Regions from separate parts of the Homo sapiens genome. Here region 2 is linked to region 1. Evidence: chromatin loops called from intact Hi-C (ENCODE). Cell type or tissue: heart right ventricle. All regions are shown on one strand. Links, peaks and the distances in the headings refer to the core of each region. The heading gives the core; the rest is flanking DNA.

Region 1 (9,336 bases), core at 511-8,510:
CACTAAAATGTTATTTTCCTAATATAAATATTATATTCTTCAAAGCAGGTTGTGGCAGCGCCTGTTGTTTGCATGCCCAATATCCATTCTCCCTCTCCTTTTTTCTTTTGAGACAGTGTCTCACTGTGTCACCCAGGCTGGAGGGCAGTGGTATGACCATGGCTCACTGCAGCCTCGACCTCCTGGGACCAAGCAATCCTCCTGCCTCAGCCTCCCAAACAGCTGGGAGCACAGGCACATGACACCACATCGGGCTAGTTTCTTAAATTTTTTCCAGAGATGAGCTCCCACTATGTTGTCCAGGCTGGTCTTGAATTTCTGGGCTCAACTGATCCTCCTGCTTTGACCTCCCAAGTGCTAAGATTACAGGGATGCCTCTCCCCTTCTTTTTTTCTTTTTCTTTTCTTTTCTTTTTTTTTTTTTTTGAGACAGAGTCTCGCTCTGTTGCCAGGCTGGAGTGCAGTGGCACGATCTCAGCTCAATGCAACCTCCACCTCCTGAGTTCAAGTGATTCTCGTGCCTCGGCCTCCCAAGTAGCTGGGATTACAGGCACGTACCACCACACCTAGCTAATTTTTAAATTTTTAGTAGAGATGGGATTTCGCCATGTTGGCCAGGATAGTCTCGATCTCCTGACCTCGTGATCTGCCTGCCTTGGCCTCTCAAAGTGCTGGCATTACAGGTGTGAGCCACCACGCCCAGCCTCCCCTTCTTTTAAAATAACATAACTTTTTTTTTTTTTTTTGAGACAGAGTCTTGCTCTGTTGCTCAGGCCGGAATGCAGTGGCGTGGTCTCAGCTCACTGCAACCTCCGCCTCTTGGGTTCAAGCCATTGTCCTGCCTCAGCCTCCTGAGTAGCTGAGATTACAGGCACCTGCCACCATGCCTGGATAATTTTTGTATTTTTAGTAAAGACGAAGCTTCATCTTGCTGGTCAGGCTGGTCTTGAACTCCTGACCTCAAGTGATCCACCCAACTCAGCCTCCCAAAGTGCTGGTATTATAGGCATGAGCCACCATGCCTGGCCCAGAACTTCTAATTGTTGCAAATAGCAACTTGCCCAGTTATAACTCCAGTCTCCCTTGACAATTAGGAAAGACCAATGAGATGGAAGCAGAAATGAGTGTATAACTCTTTTTTTTTTTTTTATTCAGAGTCTTGCTCTGCTGCCCAGGCTGGAGTGCAGTTGCATGATCTTAGATCAGTGCAACCTCCGCCTCCTGGGTTCAAGCTTTTCTCTTGCCTCAGCCTCCTGAGTAGCTGGGACTACAGACTCAGCTAATTTTGTTTTTAGTTTTACTCTTGCCTCAGCCTCCTGAGTAGCTGGGACTACAGACTATGGCTAATTTTTTTTTTGTTTGTTTTTGGTAGAGATGAGATTTCACCATGTTGGCCAGGCTGGTCTCAAACTCCTGGCCTCAAGTGATCTGCCTGCCTTGGCCTCCCAAAGTGCTGGGATTACAGGCATGAGCCTCCGTGCCTGGCCACTGAGTGTATAATTCTAAAAAAATTCTTTCAAGAGAGATGGCTAGAATGAAAGGTCCAGAAGCCATCTAGAATCACCAGACATCTTGACGATGTAAAGTAGTGCCAAGAATAGATGGAGCAAAAAACAGAACCTAAGTCCCTGATGGCTGTGGAGTAACCATGCTAATGTTGGACTTTTCTTCTCTCTGGATTTTTTTTATCAAAAAGAAAAATCAATCTCCACCTTGACTGAGCTACTTGTATTTGGATTTTTAAAAAGCAGCCAACTCTAATCCTAATTAATAAACATATTACTCCATTCGTTGGTTAAATTGCAAATCTGGGCATAATATCCTCTTTCTAAAGTACAAGCTAAAAGTCAGGCTTGCTTAGAAATATAATATTGGCATAATTTCCTACACTTGTTGCCAATACTTAAGGTTCAGTTTAAATGAGACAACTGATCTTGTTCTTAATAATCCTTAGTATCAAATCTAGATTATCTTTTGCCAGAAGTTTCCATGTTTACAATGAAGTCACAAAAGGATTTTGAGTAATATCTACAATTTCTAACTATAATGTCACCCATTACTCCTACCTAGGAACTTGGAAGAATTAAGAGTTCCTGCTCGCTGCATTATTGGTTTTATTAAGTACCCTGAGACCTCACAACACACTGGCAGGCTTTGGGATGCTCAAAGCAACTTCTAGACCACTGAGTGGTTTTGAAGCATTTCTAGGAGAGGGTCAAGGTCCGAGATACCAGTGTAGAAAAAGCTCAAGTCAGAGTCTTAGATCTAGTATTTGCTTCTGCTTTCAACTCTGGCACATTCCTTAGCCTCTCTGGGTTAGCTTATTCATCTGTAAAGAGGAGGGGGTTTACACAATGAGATACCATCTCACGCCAGTCAGAATGGTGATTATTAAAAAGTCAGGAAACAACAGATGCTGGAGAGGCTATGGAGAAATAGGAACACTTTTACACTGTTGGTAGGAATGTAAATTAGTTCAACCATTGTGGAAGACAGTATGGTGATTCCTTAAGGATATAGAACCAGAAATACCACTTGACCCAGCAATCCCATTACTGAGTATATACCCAAAGGAATATAAATCATTCTACTATAAAGACACATGCACATGTATGTTTACTGCAGCACTATTTACAATAGCAAAGACATGGAACCAACCCAAATGCCCATCAATGATAGACTGGATAAAGAAAATATGGTACATACACACCATGGAATACTATGCAGCCATAAAAAGGAACAAGATCATGTCCTTTGCAGGGACATGAATGAAGCTGGAAGCCATCATCCTCAGCAAACTAACACAGGAACAGAAAACCAAACACCACATGTTCTCACTCATAAGTGGGAGTTGAACATTGAGAACACATGGACACAGAGAGGGGAACAACACACACCAGGGCCTGTTGGTGGATGGGGGGTCGGGGGAGGGAACTTAGAAGACGGGTCAATAGGTGTAGCACACCACCATGGCACACATGTACCTACGTAACAAACCTGCACATTCTGCACATGTATCCCGTTTTTTTTCTCCTTAGAAGAAATAAAGAAATAACAACAACAACACCACCAAAAAAAAAAAAAAAAAAAAAAGAGGAGGGGGTTTAGACTGGTTCCTTTCAAAATCCAAATTCTTATGGCCAGGATTTCCTTCTAGCTACCTTCTGGGTTCCTCTTTGTAAAGCCACAGAACTATGAATGAAACTCACCTCCATATTTTATGAAATAACGTGTGGCACCAATTCAAATATAAGCTGGTAGTGAAACTCAACTGGAAGTGTATCTATCAGAAATATCTTTAAAACTTAAAAAAAAAAAAAAACCCAAAATGAGATGCAGTGACTTCACCTCCTACCTACTGAGTCAGAATTTCTAGGAGTGGAAGCAAACATTGCTCCACAAGTGATTCTGATGTGTAACCTCAGCTGAAAAACACTATATCTAGAGAGTAGAAATAAAGGGTTTTGCTTTGTTTTATGATTAATATAAGGATTCAGAATACAGTGACAGGTCTCTTTCAGAAGTTATTTCAGATCAAAACAACTGGACTCAATACCTTTTGAAGGAAAGAATTTTAAGGCAAGTTAAAAAGATTTCTCTGTTTAAAGTTTCTTAGTTATTTTCTTACAGAAAATATACCTTTGAGCATAAAAGTTTCTTTGGGAGATGTAGCTGTAATTTATTAGAACTATCTGTACAGAAAGCTCCCCATGCAAGTTCTACTCTGAGCCTGGTTTTTCGCAGGAGTGCCCATAAAGTGGTCTGTGCTGGTGGTAAAAGACACAAACACAAGCACACTAAGAAAGTCTGTCTCTTTGGTCAGAGATTACCACACAGTAACGGCTTATCAGCTGGGCTGCATTTAAATGAAAAAAAAAATCCTGTATATTTCATTCTTCTTTTGCAGAGCCATCTCTAATCCACTGCTTAAGAAATTTTAAATTAATCAACATTATGCTATGAAATCCTTTAATGAGGCTGGGGAGAAGGGCAGATCCTTAAGTGCAACATAAGGTACACATGCGGTAAACAGGTACTTTCTATAAATAATTATGAGGGAATGGAAAGGAAGTGGGAGACTCAGGCAAGGAAGATATGTGCTGGATTCTTTGATCAATGGTATATTGGAAACTAAGGTATTAATAGTTTTATAATCTCTCATCTGCTCTGGAAATAATGTGCTAATGAGGTCTCCCCTTCCTAAATTGGTAAACTGCATAGAAACCTGGAAACTAAAGAAGTGACTACTGAATTTTACTTTTCTGAAGGATTTCCAATAGATTTCATTATATTTCCTTTAACTACAGGTTAAATCTCTTATAAACCAAACTGCAAGGTTACATATACAGTACATATGTTATCTTGTATATTTTTCTTAGTACTATGAAAGAGCCTTTCCATCATCAATAACATGATGTTATAAACCCTGCCAGACATATGGCTCACACGTACATCAAGCTGCACAGAATAGGCAATGAATGTAGAACACTAGAGCTAATTTTCAGTCTGTATGAAGTTTAACTTGAGTCAAATACACCAATTCAAGGAAAATGGCTTCTTTTATCATCCAAGCTGTTATCTAAAAACAATCTACAACACATTATGAACCCTAACTACTCTAAGTAGAGATATTTTAAAATGCACATCAGGTTGAGAACTGAAATAGAACCACCTCAAAGGTTTTGGTAATTTGATCCTATTATTGCCTAATAATTAGTCTTTCATTCTTTTTTAAAAACTAAATTACCTAACTATGAAGGACAACAACCTTGGCAAGCCCATTCTTTTGCTTTGTTTATATAGTTTATTTTTTAATGTTTAAAGAAAATAGAATAATTTTTCTCCCAAATTAAATTAATTCTCTTCTCAGCCCCATCAATAGTAATAGTTTCTAGCACAACTACTAAATGCTCTGTAATGTTTCTGAGGGATCAGGCAATTATTATTATAATACATGGGCAATTATCATTAAAGAAAATAATATTAAACATGTACCCTTAGCAAGAAATCAGAAATAGGCAGATAAATGAGATGTTATTCCATTGTAAGTAACGAAAGGGAAAAATGGAAGCATAGCCTTTAAAACTCTGAGAATAAACCCATGAAACAATGCATTATTACAAAGATATGAGATAATACGTAGTATATCTTTTTTAAAAAAGAACAAACAATCCCTCTCATGTCTCTGACTCTGAAAAATGTCTCTTTGCAACATGAACCAGTTAAACATATGAATTTACTCAAAATGCTGGTTTAATAACAAAAACAGCTAGGCCCAGAATTAAGAAAACAGGATTACTTTGTCTGTCCTGTAATGAAAAATGTTTTACAATCATCTTGTTTAAAGGCCTCCTGGGAACTGGAATACTGCCAAACATAGGCTGCTAACACGAGCTCAAATTTGTATGGTGGGGGAAGAGGCAGTGAGGAAAGGCAAAAGAAGAGGAATAATTTCACATTTCCGAGCCACAGACATTGAGCTTTAACAGTGTCTCTATTACATACACATAATTATGAATGCCTTGAGCCTTAAAGCAGGCTTAACATTTTATTTACCCAAAAGGAGTCAGAAAAGAAAGCCCAAGACAGGACAGAGGACAGATTTCTTCTATAGTAGATAGAATCCAAAATACACTTTTCTTTTTTTTTTTTTTTTTTTGGAGACAGAGTCTTGCTCTGTTGCCCAGGCTGGAGTACAGTGGTGCAATTTTGGGTCACTGCAACCTCTACCTCCTGGGTTCAAGCGATTATCTTGCCTCAGCCACCCGAGTGGCTGGGATTACAGGCATGCACCACCATGCCTGGCTAATTTTTGCATTTTTAGTAGAGCTGGGGTTTCACCATGTTAGCCAGGCTGGTCTCAAACTCCTGGCCTCAAGTGGTCCACCTGCCTCTGAGGCAGGAGAATAGGGTCTGGAAACAGTAAACCTAAGGCCAACCTATGGCTGCCTTCTTGGAATTGGACTAAGAGGAAAACCCCACCTGTCCACAACCAAGTCATAACAGGCCAAAGGCCCATCCCTCTCCGAACCTCCCCTCCCCTATGTCAGGAATGGGAATGTCTGGTTTTGGTCCATTCTGGGACCTTCATCTGCATATATGCCATAGGTGAGATGCCTCTGATTGGTCCTGGGCAGAATCTTGATTCTGACTGGTCCTGGACAGAATCCTGCCTCTGATTGGCCTAGGGCAGAATCCTTCATTTACATAGGGCATAACCTATCAGAAGCCCCTAAAGGTACTTAGATGTGTTACCATGATCTTTTGTTGTTGTTGTTGAACAGAGTTTCACTCGTGTCGCCCAGGCTGGAGTGCAATGGCGTGATCTCGGCTCACTGCAACCTCTGCCTCCCAAGTTCAACTGATTCTCCTGCCTCAGCCTCCCAAGTAACTGGGATTACGGGTGCCTGTCACCACATCCAGCTGATTTTTATATTTTTAGTAGAGTCGGGGTTTCGCTATGTTGGCCAGGCTGATCTTGAACTCCTGACCTCAGGTGATCCACCTGCCTCGGCCTCCCGAAGTGCTGGGATTACAGGCGTGAGACACTGCTCCCGGCTTACCATATTCTTTTAATTCAATAAAAACCCCAAGGAACATTACAATCAGGGCTCTTGAGCCACCCGCTCAAGCCCGCTCCCACTCTGTGGAGTGTACTTTCACTTCAACAAATCTATGCCTTCGTCTTCCATTGCTTTGTGCGTTTTGTTCAATTCTTTGCTCAAGGCACCAAGAACTTGGACAACTCACAGTCAAGACTTTCCATCTGGTAACACCTTGGCCACCCAAAGTGCTGGGCACGTAAGCCACTGTGCCTGGCCCAAAATAAAAACAGGTAAAAGTGTGTTGTGTATTGGAGGTGGGTAGGGGCAGAGGAGTAAAGTCCTTTCCCTTTCCAAAAAGACTAACTCGGCTGGGTGTGGTGGCTCACGCCTGTAATCCCAGCACTTTGGGAGGCCAAGGTGTATGGATCACGAGGTCAGGAGATCAAGACCATCTTGGTCAACATGGAGAAACCCCGTCTCTACTAAAATACAAAAAATTAGCTGGGCGTGGTGGTGCACGCCTGTAGTCCCAGACTAGGGAGGCTGAGGCAGGGGAATCGCTTGAACCCAAGAGGTGGAGGCTGCAGTGAGCCAAGATCGCAACACTGTACTCCAGCCCAGTGACAGAGCAAGATTCCGTCTCAAAACAAACAAACAAACAAACAAACAAACCAAAAAAAAAAAAGGAGACTAACTCAGCTCAGCTCAGTTACTAACAGACTAACTTTACTCAGATGGTAAATTCATGAGATTAAAAAATCCAGTATTTGACATTTTTCCACCTTCCTTAGTACTGTAGTTCCTGTGATTTAAGATAAAAAGATGGATTATCTACTGAATTTCAAAATCTGCCTCAAAACCTAAGAAAATACACCTGATTCTTCTTAAAATCCACCTGAACAATTAACAACTAAAAAGTCAAGAAGGTTCTAGCAAGCAGCTAGAAGGAATGAAAAGGAAAAAATGAGGTTACCCAAAGTACAGTGATCCCCTTCCTGACAATCGTGCCCCAGTCCCATTACACTTTCTTTATCCATGTGTCTGTCTTCCCTACTAACAGAAGGCTATTTGAAGACAGCAACTACTGTGTGTTAATTTTTTGTATGTCAGCACCTAGCACTGGTCCAAGCATATGGTAGATATGGTTAAAATAAGTACTAAGTAAATTAATAACTACAACTCAGTGCGATGGCACTTGAGTTTTCCATTTGGAATGCCTAATGCTTTCCTCAAAATGCTGAAATACACACAATACATACAGAGCAAAGCAAATTCAGTGGATTTAAAATGTGCACGAATACTAACACAATTGATTTTTCTGAGTTCTTGCTTACATTTCATGGGAATACTTTTAAAAGACAGTTCTGCTGGGCAAGCCACAAGTATGAATACTCCAAGTAAATTCAGAGTTGCAATATTTCTACATTGACTTCTGTGTATTTTAAATCTTCCATGATGATTGTAAATGATATCTACAGTTTATCTTGCTGTTCCCATATGTAGGTAAACAACTATGCAGAATTACTTATTTCAGTTAACAGCACTGAAAACTACACACAAACAAATGTCTTCTCCTCTCTCAAAACAGCACCTGCCCATCCAAACAGATTAAATGACCAAAAAAATGAGACATCTAAATCATCTAATATGAAAGGAAGTCCAGTAACTTCTTCCTACCCTTATCTTCTCCCTCTCAATTTATAAACAAATTCTTTATTTTGGTCCCATTTAACTTGGAAATACACGGTCTTTTCTTCACCTAAGTAGTCTTTTCCTACCACACTTGAATCTCATGGTCATCCTGTAAGGAAAAACAGGGGAAGTACTAAAGACCCCATTTTACAGATGAAATAAAAACCCTGAGAAATATTGTGTGAAATCTCCTAGGTTCCCAAATAATACAACCAAATCTCTCAATTCCAGATTCACTGTTCTCTTCTCTACACTAAGCTGCCTACATTCTCTTACTCTCAATGTTCTTTTTCATCTGTGTTGTTGCCAAAATTATTCTCCATGCTCCCCAACCCAACTCTTCCAAACCCTATGTCCTGCCCTTTTGGTTAACATTTTCTTTTTCCACCAATTCTTTATCACCTTTCCAGTACATAAATCCCCCACTATGCTCCACAGGCAGCTTGATTTGTCCTACTCACCCTTTTGGCTTCCCTTATTTTTAATTTTTAAGAAATTTTCTTGCCCTCTCCCCCATTATTTTAAAATCAGCTCCACAAACACTATCTTTTCACCTTTCCTGTCCACCTCTCTGTGGTTCTCAAGCCTTGTCAATTCCAGTCCCTGGTCTTGAACAGGAACCACCTGGGGCATTACTTTTTTAAATTATAAAAGTGATAAACAGACAGATATAGCATGGATATCTATATTACCCATTTTTAGACAACCAAACATAACAGCAAACCAAAAGCAGTAAAAAGCATATAAAGAAAAGGTATTCACACCCGGGCACGGTGGCTCACGCCTGTAATCCCAGCACTGTGAGAGGCCGAGGCAGGTGGATCACGAGGTCAGGAGCTCCAGACCATCCTGGTGAAACCCCGTCTCACTAAAATACAAAGAATTAGCTGGGCGTGGTGGCGCACGCCTGTATTCCCAGCTACTGGGGAGGCTGAGGCAGGGGAATCACTTGAACCCCAGAGGCGGAGGTTGCAGTGAGCCAAGATCATGCCACTGTACTCCAGCCTGGCAACACAGCAAGACTCCGTCTCAAAAAAAGAAAAGAAAAAGAAAAAGTATTCACAACCACAAAGGCACATGATTAAGAACAGTGTACTGCA
Region 2 (9,336 bases), core at 915-8,914, 440 kb after region 1:
ATCTGCCCACCTCAGCCTCCCAAAATGCTGGGATTACTGGCATGAGCTGCCACACCTGGCCTCAAAACATTTTCTATAGAAATAATGAAATAATTATTTTGGGCCTTAGACAAGCTGCTTTTTTCATTTTATCAGTCCAATAAACAACCTTTGAATGCCTAATATTAATAAAAGTATTTCTTTTTTATCTGGCTCTCATTTATATCTTTGTTTCAGTGAGAGTTCATTCTGAGGCCAGAGCCTGAACATAAATACAGTTCCCCTCTGGCCTCATAATCTGTTCCTCAAGGTGCAGACGGTCTATGTCAGGGATTATTAGCAAGTTAGGATTCGGTTACCAAATCCAGTCCCACTTCTGGTTTTTATAATACAGTTTTATTGAAACACAACTATGCCTATTTGTTTACATATTGTCTGGGGCTCTTTTTCTACTATAAGAGTTGAGAAGTTATGACGGAGACTGTGTGGCCTGCAAAGCTTTAAATATTTACTATCTGTCCCTTACTTTAAAAGCCTGCCAATCCCCAGTCTGTGTGATCTGGTCCACCGTTGTCACTAATATGCTGTCTCTCTGACCTCATGTGTTCTCACTCTTCCCCTCATTTATTCCACTACAGCCACACTATCCTCTTTGCTCTTCCGAACGTGCCATGTGCATTTCCACCACAGGGCCTTTGTACTTGCTTTTTCCGCTGCCTAAAATGTCTTCTAATTTCCACAGAGCTCGCTGTCTCACCTCTTACAGGTTTCTCTGCTTGAATGTCATCTTCTTGAGAAGGCTTTTTAAAATTGCCCTTTATAAAATAGCAGCATCACCATCCCTCACATCGTCTTCTGCTTTGTTTTTCTCCATAGCTTATCACTCTCTGGGTTTTTGTTGTTTGTTTGTTTGTTTGTTTGTTGAGACCGGGTTTCACTCCCGTCACCCAGGCTGGAGTGCAGTGGCGTGATGTGGACTCACTGCTGCAACATCCACCTCCTGGGCTCAAGTGATTCTCCTGCCTCAGTCTCCCAAGTAGCTGGGACTACAGGCGTGTGCCACCATGTCTGGCTAATTTTGGTATTTTTTGTAGAGACAGGGTTTCACCATGTTGGCCAGGCTGGTCTCGAACTCCTGGGCTCAAGCAGTCCTCCCGCCTTGGCCTCCCAAAGTGCTGGGATTACAGGTGTGAGCCACCACGACTGGCCGCGTATCACTATCTGACATATGCTTACATGTTCCCTTATTTATTGTCTTTCTCCTCTTATCTGAATGTAAGAGCAGAGACTTGGTCAGTTTTGTGTGTTGCCATGTCCCAGTACTTGAGAACAGTGTCTGGCCCAGAGTAGGTGCTCATTTGTGGAATAATAGAATGAATGAAAGCATGTATGTGTGCTAATCTGTACTTTACCCTGGTTAGTTAGGGTGTATTTGTATCCAGTTAGGGTATAGTTGTCAACATCAATCAGGATTGAAAATTGGGATTAAAATAAGATTTAAAAGCAGCATATAGGCAAATGCTGATGTTTCCATTTGGAAACTCAATGCTACTGGAATATTCAGGTACACTTCATCTCTTCCCCTTTCTCTTTTGTTGTCTCTTATGCTGAGGGCAAGCATCTGGCCTTATTTATCCTTATTCTCTAGTACTTAGTCCAGCACATTCCATAAAGTTGGCTCTTAATAAACATTTGCTGCCAACCCAGGAGTGGACCTCAGCATTTCTTCACTGTTTTTGTAACTTCAATACTTCACAGAATGCTTGGCAAATAATAGATGCTCAATAAATATTCGTTCAAGGTAGGAATGAATTATTTGTCTACCTAGGGTAGACATTATTCCAGGTTATCTGTTATGTAACAAATTAACCTAAAACATAGTTGTCTAAAACAATAAATATTATCTCACAGAGTTTCTGTGGCTCAGGAATTCAGGAGTAGCTTAACTGGGTGGTCTGACTCAGGGTCTCTCATGAGGTTGTAGTCAGTTGTTGACTGGGGCTGCCATCATCTGAAAGCATATCTGGGGCTGGAGGATCCTCTTCCAAGTTGCTTCACTACATGACTATTGGCAGAGGGCTTCAGTTGCTGGCCTCGTGGACTTCTCCATAGGGCTGCTTAAGTGTTCTCACAAAATGGCTGCTGTCATCCCTAAGGGAAGAAATCCCAGAGAGAAAGCAAGGAGGAACCCCCAATAATACCTTTTATCACCTTGTCTCAAAAGTCATGCACCATCACTTCTGCAAGTTGCTAAAGGCAGCTCACACTCCAGGGGATGAGAATTAGGCCCCATCTTTTTTTTTTCCTCTGTGAATTAGGCTGGAGTGCAGGGGCAACATCTCAACTCATTACAGCCTAGATCTCCCGGGCTCAAGTGATCCCCCCATGTCAGCCTCCATAGTAGTTGGCACTACAGGCACATGCCAACAAGCCCAGATAATTTAAAGAATTTTTTAGAGACAGGGTCTCACTACATTGCCCAGGCTAGTTTCGAATTCCTATGCTCAAGCAATCCTCCCACCTTGGCCTCCCAAAATGCTGAGATTACAGGCATGAGCCACCATGCTTGGCCATGAAGCATTTTTAAAACATTGAGATATTTCTACTAAAACTAATAATTTTTTTTTTCTTGAGACAGGGTCTCTTTCTGTTGCCCAGACGGGAGTGCAGTGGCGCGATCTCGGATCACCACAACCTCTGCCTCCCAGGCTCACGCGATTCTCTTGCCTCAGCCTCCTCAGGAGCTGGGATTACAGGCACGCGCCACTACTGCCCGGCTAATTTTTGTATTTTTAGTAAAGATGGGGTTTCACCATGTTGACCAGGCTGGTCTTGAACTCCGGACCTAAGATGATCCACCTGCCTCGGCCTCCCAAATTGCTGAGATTACAGGCATGAGCCACCGTGCTTGGCTAACTAATAACTATTTTTATGTGTTTTTTTGGGAATAGGTGATACATACAGATGTATGTATCACCTATACCTGTATGTATGAGTTCAAAAGCTAAAAGGTTTTATACAGAGAAATGATAGGATATGAGAGGTTTTATTTAACAGGATCTCTCTGGTCTCTGTGTTGAGAACAGGTCAGAAAGTGATAAAGATGGAAGCAAGTTAGGAAGCTATTGCAATAATTTAAGGAGTGCTTGGAGCAGTAGAAGTGGAGGTAATGAGAAATGATCAAAATCTGGATATATTTTGAAGGTTGAGCCAAAAAGATTTGCTGATGGTCAGGTGTGGGGACATGGATAGTAGGAGAGGAACCAAGTAAAACTCTAAGGGTTTTGACCTGAACACCTAGAAGGATGTACACATGCCATTACCTCAGATAGGGAGAATTCAGAGCAAGTTGTTTTTGTTGTTCTTGGAGGAGAGGGTTGTTAAGGAGAGGATGGGTATCAGGAGCTCAGTTTGGAACATATTAAGTTTGAGATCTCCATTTAGACGTCCAATGGAAATGTCAAGTTTGTGATTAGATACATGAATCTGGAGTTTAGGGGAGAGGTTGGGGCTAGGGATAGAAGTTTGAGTCATCAGCTACACATGAAGTACCAGCAAAAGATGCTGAGGAATGACCAGAGAGATAGGAGGAAAACCAGGAGAGTATGGTGTTCTGGAAGCCAAGTGAAGGAAGCGTTTCAAGAAGGGAATTGGTCTGAGCATGAAGGAGCTGAGCATGAAGGTACCAGATCCCTGAGAGAAAGTATGTACTAATGGAAATAGTAAAAATGAGGGGCCTAGAAAAAAATCTCTCTCTCTCTTTCTACTATTATACTTGGATCAGCCTTGACTACACAAATGTTTTGAGGTTTTGAATTATTATCTGAAACAAAGCAGTGCTGCTTTGGGATTGAGTTTGTCTCAGCATTTCACTCCTAAGAACTGTGGGAACCTGGCCAGTCGTGGTGGCTCATGCCTGTAATCCCAGCACTTTGGGAGCCCGAGGCAGGTGGATCACCTGAGGCAGGACTTCGAGACCAGCCTGACCAACATGGTGAAACAGTATCTCTACTAATAATACAAAAATTAACGAGGTGTGGTGGTGCACACCTGTAATCCCAGCTGCTTGGGAGGCTGAGGCAGGAGTATTGCTTGAGCCTGGGAGGCAGAGGCTGGAGTGAGCCGAGATTGCACCACTGCACTCCAGCCTGGGTGACACAGTGAGTCTCTGTCTCAAAAATAATAATAATAATAACTAGGGGAACCTGACTAGTGCCTCATACATGTCATCATTTTCCCTTTACTCTGCTCCAATATTTATCACCTTGAAGAAGGGAGAATAGTGAGTACTCTAAAACTTAATAATGGGTACTTAGATTATGTCCATAAGACTTGGTAAATCTGAAAGTAAGATTCTAGAGAAACACGGAGCACTATTTATTACTGCTGTTTTTTAGCAGTATTATCCTCAAACATGCTGAGCCTTTCCTTATTTTGTGAACACTTATGAAAAATAGTAAGTTTTCCAAGATGAAGACCAGTTTTTCTTTCTCTTCAGCCTACTTGCTTCTCTAAAGCTAGCCCCTAATAGAGAAACTTGGTCTGTTAAGTGTTATTTGCTGCTTTTCTTTCCTGTCGTCCTATTCTCCAGCTGTCTCAACTCGGAACCTTGCAGGAAGACTATTAAACCTCATCAATGTGTGTTTCCTTTGACATTTAAACAAGCCTCCATTTTGTCTTTCCATATCATAATTTTTTCTCTTCCCTTCTCCCATTTCCAGCACCTTGTTTGACCTGTCTTCTCTTCAGCTCATTCATTATTGCTAAAGTTTGCAGATTATACCAAAGGAAGAAGCCTGATTTATAAACATGTGTTCCCACCCAGCTGTTTCAAGAATAGTAATGAGATTCATCTTCTAGTTGTGTGCCTGCTCTCTGTGTACAGCTGTGCTCATCTGCCCTTATAAATGAGATGCCTATCTCTAAGTCTTACCTTCTCTATAAATGGACTCTGTTCCTATTAAATTGATTATGCAGTAATCAGAGCAGGCCACCTTTTGGGGGAGACATCCATTTGAAATCACTTTGCTAATAGCTAGAGAGAATTTAGCCTAATTACTTCTTTAGGAGAGATGCCATTTCCCTTAAGATGCCAGGGCACTGCAAAGGGATAGGATTCCTATCCTTTTCCCCTCTGGATGACCCCCTGCAATCCTGTATGTGTATGTGTCTTTTATCTAAGGTGAAGGTAACAGGATATTCTAAGAAAATTGTGTGAAAACAATCAGAATCCATTAGAGATAGCTGTGTCAGGCCTTAGAGTCTGAAAGATCTGACCACTAATAGTGAACCCTTGAGTAAATGATTTATCCTTTCTGGTGTATCATTTCCTCCTTTGCAAAGTAGCCTTAACAATCCTTATATGACAGGATTTTTGGCACCCACTTATGGCCTGCCTTCCTCAAAAAGTGATTTAAGACCAGGTGCCGTGGCTCATGCCTGTAATCCCAGCTCTTTAGGAAACCAAGGCAGGAGGATCACTTGAGACCAGGAGTTGAAACCAGCCTGGGTAACATAGTGAGACTCTGTCTCTATTTTTAAACAAACAGAAAAAATTATAAAAAGTAAACAAATGGGCCGGGCCCGGTGGCGCATGCCTGTAATCCCAGCACTTTGGAAGGCCGAGGCAGGCAGATCACCTGAGGTCAGGAGTTTGAGACCAGCCTCAACATGGAGAAACCCCATATCTACTAAAAATATAAAATTAGCTGGGCGTGGTGGTACATGCCTGTAATCCCAGCTACTCGGGAGGCTGAGGCAGGAGAATTGCTTGAACCTGGGAGGCGGAGGTTGCGATGACCCAAGATCACGCCATTGCACTCCAGTCTAGGCAACAAGAGCAAAACTCCATCTCAAAAATAAAAATTAAAATTAAAAATTAAATTAAAAAATAAATAAACAAATGCCAGCTACTCAGGAGGCTGAGGCAGGAGAATCGCTTGAACCCAGGAGGCGGAGGTTGCAGTGAGTAGGGATTGCGCCACTGCACTCCACCCTGGGCAACAGAGCAAGACTTCGTCTCAAAAAAAAAAAAAAACACACACACACAAATAAAAATAAAAGTGATTGGCCTAGTGACTACTGTAATCTCAGCACTTTGGGAGACCAAGTTGGGTGGATCGCTTGGGGCCAGGAGTTCAAAACCAGCCTGGCCAACATGGTATAACCCTGTCTTTACTAAAAACACAAAAATCAGCCATGCATGGTGGCACACGCCTGTAATCCCAGCTACTTGGGAGGCTGAGGCACAAGAATTGCTTGAACCTGGGAGGCGGAGGTTGCAGTGAGCCAAGATTGCACTACTGCACTCTAGCTTGGACAACAGAGCGAGACTCTGTCCAAAATAAAAATAATTAAATAAAAATAAAAGTGATTTAAGGCTGTAAATATTCAATAAGATAATATGAAAACATCTAGCACATAATAGTTTTATTTTTCTTTTTTACTTTATTGTATTTATTTATTTTTTGAGATGAAGCCTTGCTCTGTCGCCGAGGCTGGAGTGCAGTAGCACAATCTCAGCTCACTGCAACACCTCCTTGAACACCTCCTGGGTTCAAGCAGTTCTCTTGCCACAGCCTCCTGAGTAGCTGGGACTACAGGCGCCCACCACCACGCCCAGCTAATTTTTGTATTTTTAGTAGAGATGGGGTTTCACCATCTTGGCCAGGCTGGCTGGTCTTGGACCCCTGACCTCAAGTGATCACTCGCCTTGGCATCCCAAAGTGCTGGGATTACAGGCATGAGCCACCGCACCCGGCTTAATCCTATATTTTTAAAAATCTAAGATTTGGGCCAGGCGCGGTGGCTCATGCCTGTAATCCCAGCACTTTGGGGAGGCCGAGGCGGGCGGATCATGAGATCAGGAGATCAAGACCATCCTGGCTAACATGGTAAACCCTGTCTCTACTAAAAAATACAACAAAAATTAGCCGGGTGTGGTGATGTGCGCCTCTAGTCCCAGCTACTCGGGGGGCTGAGGCAGGAGAATGGCGTGAACCCGGGAGACGGAGCTTATAGTGAGCCGAGATTCGTGCCACTGCACTTCAGCCTGGGCGACAGAGCGAGACTCTGTCTCAAAAAAACAAAACAAACAAAAAAACCCTGAGATTTGTAGAAGCCAAGTGACTTGTTCAAGGTTACACTATAACAAAGCCAGGATTTGCACTGAGGTTTTCTAACTCCATGTCCAGTGATTTTTAGACAACATTGTATGTCGAAGAATAAATGAATATAAGTGAGTTACTAGAGATATGTCCTAGAAGTGCCAAATCAAAAAGTATTTTATTAGTGGGTGGCCGTAGACAAACAAAAGCTAATTCCAGATCCCCCAGATTTATTGTCTTGATATATTCCATAGAAAATATGCCTTGGAGCTGGGTGTGGTGGCTAACACCTGTAATCCCAACACTTTGGGAGTCTGAGGTGGGCAGATCACCTGAGGTCGGGAGTTCGAGACCGGCCTGACCAACATGGTGAAACCCTGTCTCTGCTTAAAAAAAATACAAAATTAGCCCGGGCATGGTGGCACCTGCCGTAATCCCAGCTACTCAGGAGGCTGAGGCAGGAGAATCACTTGAACCCAGGAGGTGGAGGTTGCAATGAGCTGAGATCAGGCCATTGCACTTCAGCCTGGGCAACAAGAGTGAAACTCTGTCTCAAAAAAAAAAGAAAAAGAAAAAGAAACACAGATGCAAGTCACTAAGTGGGGCTGAATCTGTGGACTGGCTGACCTCCAGATCTGGGAACAAAGAGTAGTCGTGAGAGGTGATTTCAGAGGAGTAAATAGATACTAAAAAAGCTCATAGACTAAGAATGTGAGGCCAGGAGAGTGAGATGCTAACCCCCAACCAGCCTTATGAAAGGAGGCTTAAAATAAGTTAATTGTTGAGTGGAGGAGGGAAGCTTTAAGGAGTTGGGAAGGACTGTGTCAAGCTGCCTCCTGATTCATTATTAGAATAGAAGTGTGATATCCTAAATTTCACTGTGGCATAGGCCATTTGAAGACCTGTTGTACTGAGTCCCTAGGGGGCCAGAAGAAAGAAATTGCAAAGTGATGAGACAGAGAAAGGGGAAAAAGTAATAACAAAGACATTCCACTCAATATGAGGCTGCAAACCAAAATGTTAATAATAGAAATCTAATGTTAAGAAAGATAACCAATAAAAACCAGGACTTCCACTTCAGAGAAGATGGAGTAGACAGATTTTTCCCTATTCCTCCCCTAAATACAACTAAAAACTCTGGAAATTATTTATAAAACAAATACAACAAGACTGTGAAACGTGGAAGAAAGAAGGCAGACCAGCCATGGGTCACAAGACCTTAGAAACAACATGGTGATGAGTTCCCTGGGTTTTCTTTTTGTCTCTAATATCCCAGACATGGCGCTAAAACTGAATATTATATTTAATGGTAAAAGACTGAATGGAGCCAAGTGTGGTGGCTCACACCTATAATCCCAGCACTTTGGAAAGCCAAGGCAGATGGATTGCTTGATCTCAGGAGTTCAAGACCAGCCTGGGCAAAATGGTCTTGACAAGAGGATAGCTTGAGCCCGAGTTTGAGCCCAATCTGGGCAACATAACAAGACATTGTCTCTAAAAGAATTAAAATGCCAGCCAGGTGCGGTGGCTCATGCCTGTAATCCCAGCACTTTGGGAGGTTGAGGCAGGCGGATCACATGAGGTCGGGAGATTGAGACCAGCCTGACCAACATGGAGAAACTCTGTCTCTACTAAAAATACAAAATTAGCTGGGGGTGGTGGTGCATGCCTATAATCCTAGCTACTTGGGAGGCTGAGGCGGAGAATTGCTTGAACCCAGGAGGCGGAGGTTGCAGTGAGCGGAGATCACACCATTGCACTCCAGCCTGGGCAACAAGAGCGAAACTCCGTCTCAAAAAAAAAAAAAAAAAAAAAAAAAGGAATTAAAATGCCAAAAAAAAACCCTATATAAAACATAATTTTTCTTTTATCAGATTGGCAAAGAACAAAATGAGAACATCATGTTGCCAAAGGAAAAGGGCAAGAGGTATTCATGGGCTACTATAAATGGGTATATGAATGAGTATGTCCTCTTTGAGGCAATTTGGAGGTGGTTTGGCCGTATTTGTGAGAACTCCAAATACAAGTGCACTGTGATTAACAGTTTTACTTACAGGAATTCATCTTACAGACATATTTGTGTAGGTAAAATGAAGCATTTGTACAAGATTATTCATTGCAGTTTATTTGTAATAGCAGAAGATTGAAACAACCTAAATGTCCGTTCAAATGCTGCCATTGAAAAGAATGAAGTAGTTCTCTGTCTACACATATGGAATGATCCAAAATATTTGGGTACATGAAAAAAGCA

The links. Peaks named below come from ENCODE experiments on the same cell type or tissue, not always from the same donor. Only the 100,000 strongest peaks of a DNase experiment are listed, where the experiment ranks them.
Region 2: it touches region 1 in a loop (4-fold over the local background); 4 of 110 quality-filtered maps call a loop at or near these places.

Annotation. Positions count from the first base shown.
Region 1 is chr15:64,219,368-64,228,703 of GRCh38, forward strand. All of the region lies in intron 4 of CSNK1G1 (casein kinase 1 gamma 1), which reads right to left. Among named protein-coding and RNA genes, the nearest start is that of PPIB, 61 kb to the left of the region's middle. In heart right ventricle, for the core only: no CTCF peak of the experiment used is centred there; a DNase peak (open chromatin) is centred at 5,377; H3K27ac peaks cover 739 bases.
Region 2 is chr15:64,660,074-64,669,409 of GRCh38, forward strand. The region is part of intron 3 of ZNF609 (zinc finger protein 609); the gene reads left to right. Among named protein-coding and RNA genes, the nearest start is that of OAZ2, 39 kb to the right of the region's middle. RefSeq lists enhancers at 6,241-6,940, 6,941-7,638. In heart right ventricle, for the core only: no CTCF peak of the experiment used is centred there; no DNase peak of the experiment used is centred there.